Regions from separate parts of the Homo sapiens genome. Here region 2 is linked to region 1. Evidence: chromatin contacts called from ENCODE Hi-C data. All regions are on one chromosome and are shown on one strand. The core of a region is the stretch at or near the end of the contact, and the rest is flanking DNA. Distances in the headings are between cores, read along the strand shown. Region 1 holds the start of PCBP3 (poly(rC) binding protein 3). Region 2 holds the start of PCNT (pericentrin).

Region 1 (5,561 bases), core at 1,031-3,530:
GCCTCTGAGTCACTGCCACCAGGGATGAGAGCTGAGACATCAGAGCTGCCCCAAAATCTACAGCATTTATTCTAATGTTTAAGTTGGGGCAATTCCAATACATGAGCAAGTATTTTCCTTGGTTATGGCCCAAAGCACTGCCTTCTTCACTGAGAGGATACACAACTTACATCTACTAAAATCTGTTTCAGTGTTCACCTTTACAATAAAGCCATGAGACTTTTGTAAAAATAGAAATGATTCTGCCATTGACACAGGAACTGAAATAATCAAAACTGATACACAGAATCCAAATCTGAATAGCTAGATTGGTTCAAGAAGCTCGTGAGGCTTTTTCAAATTTATAAATGCAGCATGCTGTCAGCCTCCTCAGAACAATAGGGTAAAGAATAGCTTCTTCAAAACAGCTAGCAAAATACAACTATATGTTGAACTTTTTCGCATAAATAGCTAAAAACGTAACCACAAAGCTGTGTGGGTTTTCCCCCACCATGAGCATTATAAAGATATCTGGGAAAGTGATGTTTTGAGGTCCAAAAGCACCACTAATCAGCAGCACCTGGGGCAACGCCAGCCAAAAAGCCCTGAATTCTAGACAGAGTCCATTTTTTTCAGTTATAAAGACCCCATTTATCATCAAAACTTTTTCAAAACCTTATAATATTATCAACTAAGAAAATACGTGAAGCTACGTAAGTTCTAAACCATTCGTAATGAACTTGCACTGTATAAACAACAGCATCTACATACAAGCAAAAAAAAAAAATACTGCTCGAAAGTGAGACATCAGTTAGTCGGTCACTGCACTTGTTAGTTTTAAGGCCCCATGTTTTCTGACAGATCTCCAAGCCTGAAAACACCAGAACTATTTCTGCTTCTGTCGTGTGATGATCAATTAGGTCCTTTCAGATCTTGCAAATGATCCCTTTAGAGTGCCACTGTTCTACAAACACTCCTTTTGGGGCCAAAATAGGTATCTCTGACACGCTTTAAGATGATGAATTATTCTTGAATATGAGGAGGACTGGGAGTTAGTTCTCTTAAATAGGGAAGCACCCTTGCACACTCCTTTGGGATCCACATCTGAGAAAGTCCAAAGAAAAGAAAAAGGGCAACAGTTTGCCCCTGAAAGTGAGTTCAATTTCAGAGGGATATGTGAGGGCCTGTGCCAGAGGAATATTTTTGAAATGGGGGGAGTCTATAAGTTGCCCAGTCTAATCTCTAAAGGCCTCTCCGCAAGGCCCTGCTGCTCAAGATTCCTTCTGGCGAATCCCACTCTACAAACACTCAACAACTAAGAGTGCTACTGGCTCACATGGAGGGCTAACAAGACCTGCAAATCCAGGCTGCTCTGAAGGACGGTGGAAGATAACCAACCCCGAGCCACGAGATTTAGGACCCGACTTTTGGTTAACTTTCAAATTTCTTATGCCAGTAATATACTTCAGAGTGGCGCGGAGGGAATTGGAAAACATCACCAGGCAAAAAAAAGAAAAAAACTCTTTCACGAAACAAGACTTCCAATTAGAACACGTGTGGGGACAATAAGAAACACGTTCTAACCACCCCCAAAATTAAAATAAAACACAGCGAGCAACAAGAGAGACCTGCGCGCGCCCCACCGCCCGCGCGCGGCTCTCCGCAGGGTCACCGAGGGGTGAGGCCGCGCTCTCCCGGCGGCCGTCCAGGGGGAGGAGGCCCCGCGCCCCGCCCCGCCGCCCTCCAGCCGCCGCGGCCGCTCCGGGGTGTTCCCCAGATCTCTTCTCAATCAAGAGATGAAATTTGTGCCGTTTTGAAACTGAAGCCTCAAGTAGTCCAGACGTTTTCTGACCCACATCCGAGACGTTCTCGGCTTCCCGCCGCAACTTCCGAATTTGGGGAGGGGGCGGAGGCGGGCGGGCCAGGCCTGGCGACCGCACCTTGAGGGAGCGCGAGTCCCCTCGCTGCCCCGGGCCGCCGCAGGCGCCGGCGGCGGTCGGGGACGGCGCGACCCAGCCCGGGACCCCCGCCCGCCCCGGCTCGGGCGAAGTTTGCCGCGGCCCGGGGTCGCCCCGTCACTCGGCCTCCGTCGGGGACTGGGTCCCCGTAACCCGCAAGGGCGCCCGACCCCGACCCCGCCCGCCACCGCTCACTCACCTGCCCTGCGCCGGACGGCGAGCCCGCGGGCCGGCGGGGAGAGGCCGGGAGGCCCGGGCGGGGTCGGGGCGAGGCGGGTGAGGAGGCGGCGGCGGAGCCTAAGTCAGCCGAAGCGGCGGCGACCGCGGCTGAGGCGGCTGAGGCGGCGGTCGCGGCTTCAGGCGCTCCAGCCCGAGCGCTGCGCGCGGCGCGGGCCCGCCCCTCTGCGCCGCTAACCAATCTAGCGCCGCGCGCCGCCGCCGGCCCCGCCCCCGCCCAAGGGCAGGCTCGCGAAAGCGGGCGCCGCGGGCCAATGAAAGGGCGGAACATCAACCGGCGCGGCCAATCCGAGCCCGGAAAGTTCTCTGGAAAAAGCCAACTCCAGTCAAAGGGGCGGGGGTGGGGCTGGGGGCGGGGCGGGGACCTGGCCCAATGACGCGCGGGGCGGGGCCGAGCATTGGGCGGGGAGGAGGCGGGGCCTCGAACGGGCGGGCCGGTCACTAGTAGTGGGCGGGGTCGTAGGCGGGACATTGAGCGGGCGGGGCAAGAATCGGGGCGGGGGCCTAATGAAGTGAAGCGGGGAGGGGACGGGCAGTGGGAGGGGCAGGTCACATTTGGGGTGGGGTGGGGGCGGGGCAGGGGCGGGGCTGAGTACGGGAGGCCAGGCCGGGGAGAGGCCTAAGTCGGGGCGGGCGGGAGAAGGGCAAGAGCAGTGGGCGGGGCTCGGGGGTTAGGGGATTAGTGCCCTTGCTGGGGCGGGGCCCAGGCTTGGGGCGGGCCTGTGGTGGGCAGGGCCGTGGATGGGCGGGGCGAGCCTTCGTGGGCGGGCCAGGCCTGTGGTGGGCGGGGCGGGCCGTTGGTGAGCGAGACCTTGGTGGACGGGGCGGATCCGCGGTGGGCGGGGATTTGGCGGGCGGGCGGGTGGGCCCGACGGGACGGGAATGGCCGTTGAATTCCCAGCCGTGCCGCAACCCCGAAGGTCCCCCTGCAGCGCCCGCTTCCCGTTCTCTGTGGGCCTGGCCCCGGCCCGGAGGCTGGGGCCGCAGCGCCCGGCGGGCAGGGGCCCCGAGCGGCTCGTGAGCCTGTGCCCAGACGCTGCCCGCCCCGCGCTGGTCCCGCCGCCCTGTCCCCTCCGCCCGCCCGGCGTTCGCGTGCCGTGGCCTGGGGCGGGGCGTTGCTGGGCCCCGGGGGCTGCAGGGGGAGGCCGCCCTTTCTCTGGGCTGGCTCCGGGCTGTTCCGCTCCGCGCCGTTTTCCCGGTACTTCCCGCGGAGCCCGCCTCGCTGTGCGTCCCCGCCCGGGCGTTTCTTCCGCGGCGCTGAGCGCCCGCCCCGGCCTCGGGCAAGGGCAGCCGGACGCCCCGAGGACCAGGGCGCTGGGGCCGAGGCGCGTCCTCCGCAGTCGCCGCGCCTGGGCCCCGTTTCCCCGCGGGTCCTCGCCGGGGTGGGAGGCGCCTCTTGGCGTCCGTGGGGAGCTGGGTGTGGGGGGCGGCAGGGCAGGAGGTGGGGGGGCTGAGCCGGAGAAACGTCCTCGCCCCGCCCGAGACCTCAGACACCCCAGAACCTCGGGCCGGCAGCCAGCTGCAGGAATCGCGCCCTAAAGCCTGGGGTCCGCGCCCGCCCGCCTCCCGCGAGCGCCAGGGGCTGCCGGGTCACCGGGATGCAGCCTCGAGGCGACGTCACAGACCCCACGCGGCCCCCCGAGCACCCCCGGAGCCGGCGCGGGGACAGGGGTTCGGGATGGACGGAACCCACGCAGGGAACGTTCCGGGCCGTCTACGCCAGGCTCAGGGCGGCCGTCAGCTGGGGTTGGAGGTGGGTCAGGAAGAGATGTGTCCTTTTGTCTCCAAATGTCGCTTGTGTCATTAAAAGACAACCTTAAAATAGAAGAAAAAAAAAAAAAAAAAGCCTGGGCTGGCGTGAGGAGGGGCCGTCCGCGAGCTACGGAGGCTGAGTCGGCGGGGAAGGGAATGTGGAGTGGGGCGGGGGGGGCGCTTGGCGAACCCGTGCTTTGGACGCGCTTGGCGGTTTCGGGGAGAATGAGAATGGAGGGGAGGGAGGCCAAGGCCTGCAGCCTGGTGGGAATGCTGGGAAGGACGCTGTGGACAGGACCTTACTGGAAATGAACCAGAAGGGAAGGTGGGCCGGGCGCGGTGGCTCGCCCCTTAATCCCAACGCTTTGGGAGGCCGAGGCAGAAGGATCGCTTGAGCCCAGGCGTTGGAGACCCGCATGGGAAACATCGTGAGACTCTGTTTTTAGAAAAGGAGGAGGAGAAGGGATACTGGGCGGCCTCTGCCACACCTGGACTCTGCGGGCAGGGGGCCAGAGGGACCCAGGGCTGCTGTGCTGGAGCTGGAGCTGGCGCGAGGGTCTGGGCAGAGCACTGTCAGCGCCCCCAGATTACAGGCTGCCAGCCTCCCCCGGTCCTCTGCGGGAGCCTGCGGCCTCAGCTGCCTGCCCCGCCGGCTGAAAGACACAGTTAGTCATTAGGAAAGTAATGATAGTGTTTTCAGGGCAGCGTGTTAGACCCTAAAGACTTTCTATTATTTGCAGTTCCTGCCAACCCTGTGAAGAAAAAAAGCAGCTCATCTCTCACGCCCCGCCTCTTGACACACGCTGATCCGGCCTGGTTCTGGGTTTTCCCGGAGCCTGCAGGGCAGCCCCGCCCCAGGCGGCAGCAGCTGGGCCTGCAGCGTGTCCCTCATGGTGCCCGGCCTCCAGGTCCAGAGTTTCCTGCCTCCCTGAGCTCGGGGTGCGCTGTCTCCACCCTCTCATGGCCGTCAGGGTGCTGGTCCCGTCAGAAGTGCACCCAGGGGCTCGCATTTATAAATAACTCCAGGGTGTCTTGCTGTGGGTTTGGAAATCGGGAAGGCAGGTTATCATCTGCTTGGAATGATGTCAGATCCAGCCCCAGGAAGTCTCCCAGCACCCGGCCTTCCTGCTTGTCATGGGCTGGGACATCTGGAGGGGTAGGGGCGAGGGCCTTCTGTAGCTCCACATTAGCTGGCTAAAGTGTGGGGAAAACAGTAACACACAGAAAGCAATCATAATAGTAATTAACGTCAAAACCTTGCAAGATGTTTAGGCCTCCCAGGAGCCCTGGAGAAGCCCAGCCCTTCCACATAACACCAGCACTCCCAGCGGCAGGGCCTCCATCCCCCTGCTGGGGAGGGAGATCCGGAGTCTGGGTGGAGTGTGTGGTCTCTGGCCTTCAGCAGGACTACACTCCAGGCTGAGCCTTTCCTCAGGCAGAATTCATACCCTTACCTCAGCCTACAACCCCAGCACACATGTTACCTAGGGGCAAATTAGTACTTTGCCCTCATGTCCTCTTCACAAAGCACTGGGGTAGAAGTCCTTCTTCCAGGGACCAGCAGCACCCAGCCCCTGCTTCCCCAGGCTCCTGCCCTGCACAGGGACCGCTGCCACTGCCCACCAAAAGCTGCTG
Region 2 (5,561 bases), core at 861-3,360, 680 kb before region 1:
CTACTCTGCCACACCTGGCCAACAGATGGCTCTCCACAAACACTGCCTTCATCAATATCTATATCCAAGGGGTCTAACAATGAGGACTGCTAATTATGCCTGGTAAAGAAAACCATACGGCTGATTGGCAGAATAGCTTTCCTAGCCCTTGGCAGTTTACAGAAAAATAAAACTTTAAAAAAAATTTGTATAAAAGATTGATAGCTTAATCAAGGCATATTTAAGTTTTAAAATGATATAAAAGCTAAATCTCTCCCTTCTTGCCCCAATTTTCCCCCAACTGAAGAAATATATAGCCCAGCCAAAACTTCCTAGCCATAGATTCTGAGACAAGATACAGAAATAGCAAAAAATTAATTAAGCCAGGTCAATCTCACATCTTCCTTTATGGAATCAGATGTTCTATTTTTCATGACACAGCTCACCAAAGCACCAGGGACATCCACAGAGCATCGCCCATCAGAAGGCACAGCCTAGCTCTGCTCAGTCCTCAAATCCGAGAGTTTGAGACTATGTGCGAGCCTCATCTCCCGCTAACGTCTTACTCAAGAGGTATGCGATCGATCCCACATCAGCCTTTCACGGGGAGACATCTGTTCCCTCAAAAGACAACTGTGGCCACAAAAACAAACGCATGGAACACACATTTGTGTAAATGATAACACAAGTACACAAGCTCATGGACCCAGAAAAATTACACAAGGCCATTTACACAAGAAAATGGTCTCTCAAGGAAATATTTCCTTCAAAGTCAACCTCATGTCGTTTATTTTCATGTCCTCCTCCACCACACCTATCCATGTCGGGATATAGCACAGACCTGGTCTGCGGCCTGCGTCGCCCTACAGGCGGCGTCTTGTCCCTCCCTCCCCCCTCCACCCTCCTGGGAGCTCTGCTCCTGTTCGCAGCTCCCTGCAGGCTCCGGGCTCCCCTTCCCCTCCTGCCCGCCTCAGCCCTTCCCCGGCCTAGCCCCGCGTCCCCTGTCCGCCGTGCCCGGGAGCCCCGCTCTTCCCCAGCACCCCAGCCAGAACATCCTGGGGGGGAGCGGCGCGCACCTCGCAGAGGCCGGCCTGCTCCCGCGGTTCCGCCTCGCGCTTTCGGGACTCCCTTTCTCCTGCCCCCGAGTCATGGGCTCTGCGCGCTTTATTCCCACGAAACCTAGGACAGTGGCCATCAAACCGAGCGCTTTTTCACGGAGAAACCCGGGGCGGGAGAAAGACGGGAGCGCGTCCCTTGAAGGCGCCCGGCGCCAGCGCCGCGTGGGTTCCCGGCAGCGTACGCCAGGCCCGGACGGGCAGGACGCGAGCCCAAGGGCGCGGGAAGAAGACGGCGGCCGGGAGCGCCGCGGGGGCCTTTCACACAGTAAGGACTGCAACGCCGCGAGAAACGCGCGGGGAAAGCATCTCCGACGGACGAGGCGAAGGCGCACCCTGGGGAGGCGCTGCAGGCCACCCGCGCCACGCCCCCGGCCCCGGCCGCGCAGGAAACTGGCCCTAGACCAAGCAGCCACCCGAATACCGGCCGCCCGCCCCAGGCCACCCGGTCCCGGAGGACGCGGGAGCCACTGGAAGATCCAGCCTGGGGTCCAGCGCCTGCCGCGCCCCACCCCCTCCGTGCAGCCACGCCACGCCCCTGTAGCCCCGCCCTGCAGCCACACCCCGCCCCGGCGTGCACCGCGCCCAGCCCGCGCCCCACCCCCCCCGACGCAGGCGCAGCCCCGCCCCGGCCCGCCCGAGAGGCGCCGCGCGTCCCGGCCGCTGATTGGCTGTGGCCGCGGCGGGGGCGGGACCTGGCGGAGAGCGGCGGATTCAAGATGGCGGCGGCCAGGAGGCGGCTTCCAGCGGAGCCGGCGGGAAAAAGCGAGACCTCCGCGGCGGCTTCCGCCGGACCGCGTCCTCTCCTGGCAGGGGGCGGTGGCGGGCACCGGAGCCGCCCTTAGGACTTCACGCCAGAGCAGCTAGAGAAGAAGCCCCTAATGTTTACCTTCGTCCTCCCGGCCTCCACCTTTCTGCGCCGCTGCTCTTGCTCAACTTCCATCTCCCTCAGACTCCGCGCGGGCCGCCCGGCGGTGACGGGGCTGACACAGAGCAGCCTTCGCTCTATTTACACTCCCTCCCCCGCGCTTGGGCTCGCCCTCCCCCCGCGACAACTGTCACGCAGCCGCGGCCCCGCCCCCGACACGCGCCGCCAATCAGGGGGCTGCGTTTCCGGTCTCGCGCACGCGCGCTCTGGGCGGTGCAGCCTGGGCGGAGCCCCGCCCTTTACGCTCGCCGGCCACAGATTGGTGCGCTCACGTACCCGCCTCCTACGGCAGGACCAGTAAGCGGAAAGCGGAGGCCTGGCGCCCGCTGTGATTGGCCGATTTTAAAATCCCCTGCCAGGCTGGCCGAGCGGCAAAAAGTTCGCGCTGCTGGTCCCGCGCGGGCGGCCCCTGGGCTTTGTGTCCACCAGGACAGCGGGCCGGGCTCCCTGCAGGCGCGGGCGGCGCCGAACGGTGCTCAGCAACCACCCGGACAGGGCCAGGCCGTTTTCTCCCGCTCAGGCATTAGTCGTTGGCTGTGGGCCGCCGCGGGAAGTTGAGGCCTACCACGGAGGAGGCTGCTGAGGTGGATCTCAGGGGATCCGCAAGGGCTCCCTCACCCTTGCCGGGACCCTGGGAACCCGAAACAAAATCCTACGCCACCAGCCCGCCGAATGCGCCCCCTCGGCCGGGGGTCCTGGGTCTTCAGAGAAGAACTCGGCCGAATGCGGTCAGAAAGCCCGCGAACCGCCTGGACCTGCAGGCCCCGCCGCTTGGAGCTCCCGCCTTTCCCGACCGAGCCCGTGTCTGCTCGTGTGTCTCACTGATGTCTTAGGTCTCAAAAAAAAAAGAAAAGAAAAGGTTTTTAGTAGACAGAAGAGAAATGGGGCCGTGGGTTCGTGGTCCCAGGGGGAAACTGACGTCGCATGAGGTCGTCGTCCCTCAGCTTGAGCTCAGCGGAACATAAGCTTGCAGAGGTGGAAACCACGGAAGGTTTGGGTGTCTTGGAGCTCTCTGGACACCGAAGCCCGGACACAGTCCCGGGGTCCGCACCGCCTGTGACCTGTGGCGGGACCGCCGGGGTGGGCGTTTTCTCAGCTGGCGCGCGCGTAGGTGGAACTTGGGAAACTAACTGGAGCGAAGTGGCAAAAAACCAAGACAGGGCCGGTGACCTCGCGCAGGCCGTCCTTAACTGTGGAGTATTCCTTCAGCTAACCCCTTTATTTCATGTGTCCAAGTCTGGTTTCTGGGTTTCTTTGTAGTCCTCCGGGCCTGTTCGTGCGCCTTCACTTGCAAAAGGTTCGTCGTGGAGGGCCGTGTGCTTGTTTGCAGCAGTAACGATGCCCTTCCCGAGCGTGCTGGAGTGGCTCCTCGCTGACGCAAGCTCACCTTGCAGCCTCCTCAGCAACTGCAACTTAAACGCGCCCTCAGGAAGCCCTGGAATCTCGCTCAGAATTTTTTTTCTTTTTTTGAGACAGTCTCGCTGCGACGCCCAGGCTATAGCGCAATGGCGCGATCTCGGCTCCCTGCAACCTCCCTCAGGAAGCCGTGGAAGCTCGACCGCCAGAAACTTCCTTCTCCTGACTCAGGCCACAGTCTTCTGTGTGGTGAGCGGGGTGTCCAGCGGTCTCCTGGTTCCCAGACTCGGAATTGGGTGGTTTGAGCAAACTCTGGGCAGTGGGCTCATTAGAGCAGGGGCCAGGCAGGCAACACAGCCAAGCGAGCAGGGGCTGCACCCACAGGATCACACTTTCCAGGAACAGAGACCCAGACCGCGCCTGAATCTCACAACTGTTACGTGTTACAATACATTTACAACTGTGGGACTGAGGGGATGTGCCCAGGTTTGCCTAGACTGTGTTCCTCAGAACCCCAGAGTCGTTTCTGTGGACATCCTAGAGAGGTTCTGCTAATGTTGGACTTGGGTCTTATTTCAGTTCTTTTTTCTTTTCTTTTTTATAGGCAGGGTCTCAGTCTGTCACACAGGCTAGAGTGCAGTGGTGAGACCACCGCTCATTGCAGCCTCAACTTCCCCGGGCTCAGGTGATTCTCCATGTCAGCCTCCTGAGCAGCTGGAATTACAGGCACACCACCATGCCCAGCTAATTTTTGTATTTTTAGTAGACACAGGGTCTCACTGTGTTGCCCAGGCTGGTCTTGAACTCCTGGGCTCAAGTGATCCACCTGCCTTGGCCTCTCAAAGTGCTGGAGTTACAGGCATGAGCAACCTCGCCCAGCCTCAATTCATTTTAAACTATTAAAAAGCTGTCAAGGCCAGGCAACCACTGCACTCCAACCTGGGTGACAGACTGAGACCCTAACTCAAAAAAAAAAAAAAAAAAAAGCTGCCCAGATAAATTTTGTAGATACTCACCCTCAAGGAGGGAAACGTAACTCCCCTCTCCTTAAGTGTAGACCACACATAGCCACTTCCTCCCAAAGAGTGCAATAAAGAAAAGGAGGGAAAGAGCCACTTTATTGTGGAGAAAACTGGCAGACTCCACCTCAGCCAAGTGACGCAGGTCAGCCTCACAGTTATAGTCGAGGTGACAGTGTGTGTCCCTGATGTGATGGGGTGACAGTGGCACTTCACCCCTAGATGCTTCCTTTCTGTAACCTGCAGTCCCAGTCTAACCAGGAGATAATAGACACATTTTAATTGAGGGACATTCTTCAAAATATCTGCCCAGTACTCTTCGAAACTGTCAAGGTCATCAAAAACGAGGAAAGTCTGAGAAGGAGCCTAAAGACACATAACTCAATGTAATGGGGTGTTCTGATGGATACCACATTAGGGACATGAGGCAAACCTAAGGAAACTGTCAAAGTGTGGACTTCAGTTACTTGTGTCTCAATATTGGTTCATTAATCATAACAAATGGGCCAGGTGCACTGGCTTTCACTCAAAAATTAGCTGGGCATGATGGCACGTACCTGTAGTCCCAGCTACTCGAGAGGCTGAGGCAGAAGAATCGCTTGAAACTGGGAAGCAGAGGTTGCAGTGAGCCAAGATTGCACCATTGCACTCTAGCCTGGGCGTCGCAGCGAGACTCTGTCTCAAAAAAAATATATATATATATAACATATGTAGCACACTAAGGTAAGATGTTAATAAGAGGGGAAGCCACACATGTGGTATGTGGGATCTCCATGTACTATCTTCTCAATTACTCTAAATCTAAAACTGTTCTTAAAAACCCTATTTAAAAAAAAAGTCTGACAAATCCATGCCCTCTGGAGCATGTTATGTATACTACTAGAGATCCCGAGGAGGCAATTCTTAGTGCTTCCCATTCACTTGGCAGTCACAGCTGTGGGCACACAGGCTCAAGTCTCTCCTTAAGTCAGTCAGTATTACAAACCATACATAATAGTATACTTGACCACTGCATAAATGTTATAAACATTCCACATCAAGAGAAAGAGGAGAGGAAAAAAAGTTAACCAGTTCAACGAAAAGGAGAATCTGGCAAGGAAGCATCTCTGATGTGGGCAGAGCCTGCAGCAGCAGATGTGGAGGGCTTCTCACAAGTGACAGCAA

The links. Hi-C counts contacts between places; a loop is a spot of excess contacts on that map. Pooled maps may share reads with other maps.
Region 2: a loop to region 1 is called in a map of CD4-positive, alpha-beta T cell, with 8 times the contacts of the local background. The contact joins the promoter of PCNT here to the promoter of PCBP3 in region 1. A Hi-C loop is called at or near these places in 3 of 168 maps with a recorded cell type or tissue (CD4-positive, alpha-beta T cell, heart left ventricle and naive thymus-derived CD4-positive, alpha-beta T cell), 5 of 37 single-sample maps with no recorded cell type and 13 of 50 pooled maps.

Annotation. Positions count from the first base shown.
Region 1 is chr21:45,640,444-45,646,004 of GRCh38, reverse strand. It overlaps PCBP3 (poly(rC) binding protein 3), which reads right to left and starts at 2,280. Exons shown (of 18, transcript NM_001384156.1): 1 at 2,137-2,280. RefSeq lists silencers at 1,626-1,765, 2,086-3,075.
Region 2 is chr21:46,320,705-46,326,265 of GRCh38, reverse strand. It overlaps PCNT (pericentrin), which reads right to left and starts at 2,110. Exons shown (of 47, transcript NM_006031.6): 1 at 1,984-2,110. The coding sequence starts at 2,037. C21orf58 (chromosome 21 open reading frame 58) reads left to right here and starts at 2,396. Exons shown (of 8, transcript NM_058180.5): 1 at 2,396-3,627. The coding sequence starts at 3,528. RefSeq lists silencers at 1,318-1,777, 2,048-2,377, 4,859-5,121 and an enhancer at 2,728-2,867.